Regions from separate parts of the Homo sapiens genome. Here all the other regions are linked to region 3. Evidence: read pairs that join two places in POLR2A ChIA-PET (ENCODE). Cell type or tissue: MCF 10A. All regions are shown on one strand.

Region 1 (2,500 bases), 53 kb before region 3:
ACCTGCACAATTCCTAATAACATAACCCCAGAAAAGAAGAAATTCGATATAGTAGATATTGGACCTAAGGAATCTCTACCTGTAGAAGTTGGCAGAGTCAAGACAATAGAAATATGATCCAGAATGAGAGCTGGGCACTGTAGCCCATGGCTGAAATCCCAGCTACTCGGGAGGCTGAGGAGGGAGGATTGCTTGAGGCCAGGAGCTTGAGAAATATAATCCAGAATGAGTAAAAATAAATCCATAATTTATAAATTTGCAAACACCTCTGAAATGGAACTTGAGGGCATCTCGGGACAAAGCTTTACTTTTTGGAGTCAGATCATGGAGGACAATTGCTCTGCTATCTTTAAAAATACAGCTTGGTGTCAATGTGAGAAAGAAAACATTGAGATATAGGAAATAATGGTTGACCCAATACACCAATCCCTTCATTATGAGTTAAATGAAATAGAAAATAACTGTGTTGAAAGTGTTTCAGGCAAATAGCAGCAAATTTGCATATTATGAATACAAATAAAGTCATGATTCCTAAGTAAGAGGGACCACGGATGGGAAGACAGCTGACCTGTAAAGGCTTGAAAAGGAGGAAAAATAGGGCTTACAGGAAGGAAATATAGTCTTCAAATTAGCTGTTTGTCATAAAAATGACACACCTGTCACTAAATAACATCAACCTGTCAGAGTTAAAGTGCTTAATTACCTTAAATTGCTTCTCTATAAATCTGGTTTAAAAAATTATCTGAATGTAAAATACTAAATTTTCCTCCAGGTCATTGCAAGAAAGAGCTTAGTACCTTGACCGCATAACTTCAACCAGCAAATATTGTTTATTTTCTTTATGTTGTTTCTTTTATAATGTTATGTTTCAACATTAAAGAATCAAATAAGGGAAACAATGAAATTTTTAATAAGAACCTCTATAAGTTATTAACTTTTTATATCATAGCAATGCTGCATCTCCACATTTTAAAAGCTTCTTTCAGGGAATATGTGATGTGTTATATATTATCTCATGACAGAAAATTCTTTAACATAATGGCTTTCAGAAATAAAACTATCTTGTAACAGGCTTTTATCACATTTGCTCAAGAGGATAATAAGATACAGTGTTGTTGTTTTTTTAAATCGTGAGAAACTTTGTAAACCTGAAACAATTTTACTTACTGATATTCTATATTGATCCAGGTGTTTACCAAATTCCCCTGTCCCACTGGAGTTTACAGTCTAAGAACACATGGTAGATGTATTAAGAGGAGTACAACAGTTGTCAAGGATAACAGCCTGAAAAGAAGGATCAATATAAATTGTGTTCTGAGTTATTTGTCATCTGTAACCTTCAGGCTTTCTTGTTTTAGTCTGTTCAAGAATCCTGGCTTGGCTAGATAAATAAACAGATTCCCAGTTCTTTCCACACATGGATAATAGCTTTTGTTGTCAGTAACACAACATTTTTATAGTGTCAAAGAGCAATCATGTTCTAATAGGCAATTTTAAATTTTGACCTATGATTACTCTTTAATGTCTGAATACACAATTAGAGTTGTTTGAATGTTGAGCCCACGCGTGCCTGCTGTTATTTATTGGATACACATGTGGATACAGTGCTTGTGGTTCTATGCCCACATTTCCCAGCCTTTCTTACTAAGTAGAAGGGGGTGGTCTATCACACTCATCAGTTTTGGCATTTCTCACTTTCTTGTTAAAGGAACTTATTTGAGGCATACCATCATTTAGCTGCAAGCTATAGAGTCAATTCAGCCCTCCTAGGTCAAGCACTGGATTTCCTGTGCATATGTGTTACATATATGTGTATATTGTCACTGACACATACTTATTTCTACATCTGTTCTCCCTTATTTTACCCCTGTCAACAACACTTACTTGATTACGAGCAAAGACAGAATCTATGGCAACAAATAACTTTAAAATAAATGCTTCATTTTGAATATTTTAAAATGAGTTATTTTATTTTTTATATTTTTGAACTATGAAACAGAAATCAGATCAGCTATTAACTTCTTCCTCCAACAGTACTCTCATTTTTTCTGCTTCAATATTCTTCAAGAATAGTACACTCCTGTCAGGCAAAAGCTCACATTACACCTGGTGCTTCCTACTGGGGCCAAAGAAAATGAGCAGTTTGAAAAGTTCCCCCAGAGATCCTGATATGCCAGCATGGGGTAGGATAGGGCCTCCCTCTTTTCTCATCACTCCAACCCACTGAAAGACAATGATCTAAAAATAGATTGGTTCTTTGTTCTTGCTTTCATGTTGTGCCTTGCATTTATATGAAAATACCAAATATTGGAAAGCCCCACCATTAAGGTTATATGTGCTACAGAAATGAATGTACAACAAAAACTTCATGTACATGATATTTTGCATAACAAATGTTAATTTTGACAAAAACTTAGCTTTGAAATGTGATACTGTGTTTTGTAATCATCACTAAACTATATTATCATAGGATAAATTACTAACTTGTTTCATATATCAG
Region 2 (2,500 bases), 61 kb before region 3:
CCTGCTGGCACTTCCTACTAGGCAACCTGGTGACCACCAGAAAGGCAGGCAGCAAGGAAGCCCAGCCAATGCAGTCCATGGCATTAGCCTCGGAAAACGAAAGGGCAGAGAAGCATGGAAAATAGATCCGGTAGAGGCGGGAACAGAAAATAGCACGCTAAAGGATGTAGAACAATGAATTCGGATTTCAGAGATATTTAGAAACTAGGTGGCAAATATAAAACCTGACAGTCAATTGGATGGTTGGGTACATGAGGAGAATGTATTTCCAGGTTTCTTGTTGGCTAAGTGATTGGTGTTGTCAATTACAGACATCTGTATATTGATTGTTGGATAGAATCCATCTGGCTTTGGGTCGCTGAGTTCCAGCCATCTATGAAACAGCTAGGTGGAAACTCATTGTGAGCTGGTTTTCATGGTCTGGGTCTCAGAAGAAAGCTCCTGGCTTCCAATTTCCAATCTATCTTTCTTTCAGATAAACTATTTAAAAATAATTTATGGAATCATATATAAATTCTTTACAATGATATTCAGTGTCTACCAAAAGTTAACTTTTCTTCTTAGTTTCACATCTTACTGAATCTTCCATGTGTGCTGCTCTGATGGCCATGTACTTTCCCAATATCATGCTCATGTCGTTCCTTCCATCCAAAATCCCCGTCTTTTCTTTTCTCTAAGAAAATTCAACTCATCTTTAAAGGCACAGGCTTCTGCAGTCCTCTTCATAAAGCCTTTGCCAATTCTCCGAGCCTAAATTAACTGCATCCTAATTTATGCTCCTCTACAGTTTAGGTATACTTTTAGTGGAGTGTTTATTTTATTCAGCCTTGTTGCTTACTTATTACTTTCTTGGGGGCAATAAGTTACTTGAGGGTAGGTGTGGACCTAAGTCATTGCTGTATCCCATCCAATTAACTAATATAACTCAATAAAACTTATTATTCACTGTTATTTCTCCAAAGCATCAGGTACAGTTATTTTCAAATACTAAACATGCAAATAAATATATTTAATGAATATTTCATCTTTTTTCTTTTGAATTCCTGAAAATTGTAATAATTTTCTAAATGAAGCAATGCCTCAGAAATCTCTCATGGTATTAGGTTGGTGCAGAAGTAATTGCGGTTTCACCACTGAAAGTAATGGCAAGAACCGCAATTACTTTTGCACCAAACTAATAGTTTTCATCTGGAATCTACAGCATTCCAAGAGGGAGTTGGATTGGAATATATGGACTGTTATTACTTTGCTTGCTGGTCTTCTGGTTCTAGGTAATATTTTATGCATGAACACCTGTATAAAACAGCTAGAAGACTCCTAAAGGTCACCCGCCATATATTCAAATGAAGTATAACCTGAAATACATTCTAAATGCTACAAGTAATAAATGTAAAAAACATGAATCTTAGTAAATTTGGAATAATAACACTTGCATTGTGGAAGGTATTGTAAAAATCAAATTTCTCAAAACAGCTCTATGAGTTGTGTTAGACAAGTAGTATTATTTCCACTAATACAGACACACGCCAAAGACATCAGCAATAAAAGGTTAAATATCATAGAAACTAATATTTATTTAAGATCACACAGTAAGTGATGAAGTTATGACTAGAACTAGTTTTCTTCTAGATCAGTACTCTACTATTATACTATATGACTCCAGCCCCCTACCAAAATCAAGGACAAATGGGTATACCTGAGGGGTTCCAGAACATAGAATCCAAATTGATCACAGATATATGGCTAATGCTCCATTAATAAGAAGGGTCAAGGAACAGTGTGATTCAAAGTTCCATTCTTGAAGTACACCTGTACCCCATGTTCTGGAATCCTGCCTCAAACTTCTGGCAATTTCCATGTTACTGCCATTTGGGTGAGGCTGGTATTGAATTGTACATTGTCTCTATGATGAGCTATAGCTGAAGCAAGTCTAGGACAGAATCTTAAGTCCGAGAACTTCAATTATAAAAGCACCTAAACCCATTATGGATGAGAAATTATAAAATATAATTTTTAAATTTTTAATTTAGAAATTAGAAATTAACTAATCAGAATAAACCAGATATCAGAAAATGTTCATCTATGCTAAATGCATACAATATTTATATGACAGATTTCAGAGTGTTTGAAGGAGCTCTTTTCTTTGGTAGTAGAATGATACTTTAGGAATAACTCTCAAAAATGAAAGAACCCTATCTATTAAAAGTTAGAATCTCAACAGTGAAAATACAATAGCTCATGGAAGAAATTGCTTAGTTTCTAATAAAAAAATAGAGGAAAGAAAAAACATAAGGGAATAAGGAGTTTGAGAGTGAACGAAATCACTAAATACAACTTCTATCAGTAGAATAGCTATCCTTTACGCAGCACCCACTCTGACAGTAATTGCTAGACTTTTTTTTTTTTTTTTTTCCATGAAATCCCAAGAAGGCAGAAATCTCCATTTGGTCAACAAATTAGACAGCAACAGCTGCCCTGTTATTTTGAAAGTATCAAGCCC
Region 3 (2,500 bases):
TAGACAGTGCCCATGCCCATTGGCACACCTCAGTGGGAAGGAAGCTCCCACTGAAGGCTCTAACACATTTTCTCAGAGAAATGTTGTTGGCTTTGATTCTTGATGGAGTTTAAGTGCTATTTGTACAACTTTTTATCTACGGCATCCTTAAAGCTGGGCTGTGAATAACCATCATTTAGAACTCTGTTTCCATGGGGGAGCGGATGTATTCTGATGTTCAGATGATAAATTCAACAACAAAATTCTAAAATACATTCCATCTCCAGATCAGAAATTAAAGGAACAAAAGCACATTTCAAAATGAACAAAACATTGTGTTTAAAAAGGTGAATTGTGAAACATCCATGGGACATTCACATTTTGCAACTTATAAAGGGACAGACGTGCAAACTTACCTAACTAGATAAACAAGGACAACTTGAAATTTTACCAATAATTCATTAAATTAAGCTAAGTGGCCTCTTTTCAAAAGGTCTCCTCCAACCAGATTTATGTATTAGAAGAGTCCCGCTTTGATGGGATAACAGTTTCACCCCAAGATTCTGGACACTTAAAAGTATAATAACATTACATTTTGGCAACTCAGTATTGTATAATGTAATTAAATGGGAAACAAGTAGGTTAGTTGCTGCAAGGTGAGTCATGGTCAAGAAAATACTCAGTGAATGAACCTCCACCTTAACCTATAAAGAACGGTGGACGGTAGAGGAAATAAAATAGAAAGATTAATAAAATTAATTACTTCATCCCAAAAAAGTTTAGCCAGTTAGCGTCATAAACTCAAGGGCATAAACGTAAAAGACATCACTGAGTCAGCACCAGAGGTGTGGTTTGTCTCCATCTATACAATCTCTTTCAGCAACTGTTCAACTGGTAATGCTTCCCACAATAAATTCTCAGCATCTGCGGTCTAAAGCCTGCCAGCTTTAAAGGCAGGATCCACCCAGCCCCTTAGGCAGGCTCTAGAGGGTGTAGCCAGCACCCTAAATAGGTGTATACCCCACGTGTGCCTGAGCCCCAAAGGCAAGGGGGTGGAATTTGCAATTGGAAGGTGTGGGGACTTCTACTTTTCTGGGAACTATAGGAAGACAGAGAGAAACAAACGCAACAAAGACCTGCACTCCCAACCTTCCATCATTCTGTTTCACATTATTCTCATTCTCCAATCATTTTGAGCCTCCCACCGCCACCCCCACCCCCACTCCAATAAAAAACAAAAAACCCCAGTTTTCTCTTCTAAGTCTCTTTCATCACTCTCTCCCTTCCTGTTGCTTGTCAGCAATGATTCAGCCTCAGTCATGGATTTCCTCGGGGCTCTTGCACTTGTTAGGATGAGAAAGGGAAAGAAGGGAGGTGCCTGCCAGTAACCTAGCAAGATGTTTGTAACTGGGAATTTGGACATAAGCTGTTGAGCATTAAATTCTAGCCTCAATTGCTTGCCACCCGCACACCTTCTTCTTAAGTGTTCTGGCCGCCTGAGCTCTCATTTCCACTTCTAGGTCAGAGAGACCCTATAACTTCACCGCTCCGAGCATAGACAACATGCTAACCTGTGTTTCCATAACCTCCCAGCCTCCTCCTATAAAGAAAGCGCTGTTGTCTCTTTACATACCTATGACTCCTGCAATGAACACAGGCATTCTCTGCCTGTCCATTAACCTTACACAGGTAAGTCTCCCCACATATCACACAGAATAGGCCAAAAGTCTCCAAGTCCCGTTCCAGGAGCAATCTGCTCTAGGCCTACTCTCCTCTTCTAGATCACTCACCAGGATCTAGAGCAGTGGTTCTCAAACTTTGGTAGGTACAGGCTCTCCTGGAGAGCTGCTAGGGCACACAGACCCAGACTCAGGCCGACCCAAGTATGAAAAACACAGGTCGCTACCAGTCTGCACTCAGAAACGGGATCCTGTACAATTAAGAGGTTGTGTGAAAAAACTGTCTTTTCAAGTTCTGCTCCCCACTCAGGATCTAAAGAACACCCACGCCCCTCAGCGACCTAAGCTCTCCCACCTTTTCCCGGAACCCCCCACCCCCATGCCCTCTGCTTCCACCCTGGACTTCCTCCCACGAGACTTTTCCCAGCGGTCTCTCCTCCCGCTTCCCCTCCCGGGGTCCTCGGCGCACTCCTACACTGGAAAAGAGGAAACAAATGCAGCCTCCACGAGGGGCGGCGCCAGTCCTCTGGGGACCCAAACCGACTCCGCCCGAGACAACTTTTCAAACTTCTCAACTCACTCGAACCCCCACGACAATGAAAGAAACGTAGAAAAGACTGAAGCAACTGAGCTTTACACCCTGTGGAATTTCCAATCCCGCCTGCGCTCCCAAGGGAGAGTCCCCTATCCCTCCCGTCCGCCGCGCCGGCCAGGGGCGGGTGAAGCCCCGGGCCCCCCCAGTACCCCAAGCACCTCAACCCTGCACCCGCTGGGGTCCCGTCCGCCGAGGTCCGGGGCAAGGGAGCCCAAACCCCACTTACTTGCCCCAAGCCGCGCGCAAC

The links. ChIA-PET counts read pairs that join two places held together with the same protein. Peaks named below come from ENCODE experiments on the same cell type or tissue, not always from the same donor. Only the 100,000 strongest peaks of a DNase experiment are listed, where the experiment ranks them.
Region 1: POLR2A ChIA-PET joins it to region 3 with 8 read pairs; 2 of 35 experiments call an interaction of 5 or more read pairs at or near these places.
Region 2: POLR2A ChIA-PET joins it to region 3 with 5 read pairs; 2 of 35 experiments call an interaction of 5 or more read pairs at or near these places.

The regions. Positions count from the first base shown.
Region 1 is chr6:54,899,982-54,902,481 of GRCh38, reverse strand. The region is part of intron 2 of FAM83B (family with sequence similarity 83 member B); the gene reads right to left. Among named protein-coding and RNA genes, the nearest start is that of FAM83B, 54 kb to the right of the region's middle. In MCF 10A, no CTCF peak of the experiment used is centred here; no DNase peak of the experiment used is centred here.
Region 2 is chr6:54,908,044-54,910,543 of GRCh38, reverse strand. The region is part of intron 2 of FAM83B (family with sequence similarity 83 member B); the gene reads right to left. Among named protein-coding and RNA genes, the nearest start is that of FAM83B, 63 kb to the right of the region's middle. In MCF 10A, no CTCF peak of the experiment used is centred here; no DNase peak of the experiment used is centred here.
Region 3 is chr6:54,846,806-54,849,305 of GRCh38, reverse strand. FAM83B (family with sequence similarity 83 member B) reads right to left here. Exons shown (of 5, transcript NM_001010872.3): 1 at 2,480-2,500. Among named protein-coding and RNA genes, the nearest start is that of FAM83B, 1.3 kb to the right of the region's middle. In MCF 10A, no CTCF peak of the experiment used is centred here; DNase peaks (open chromatin) are centred at 925 and 1,315.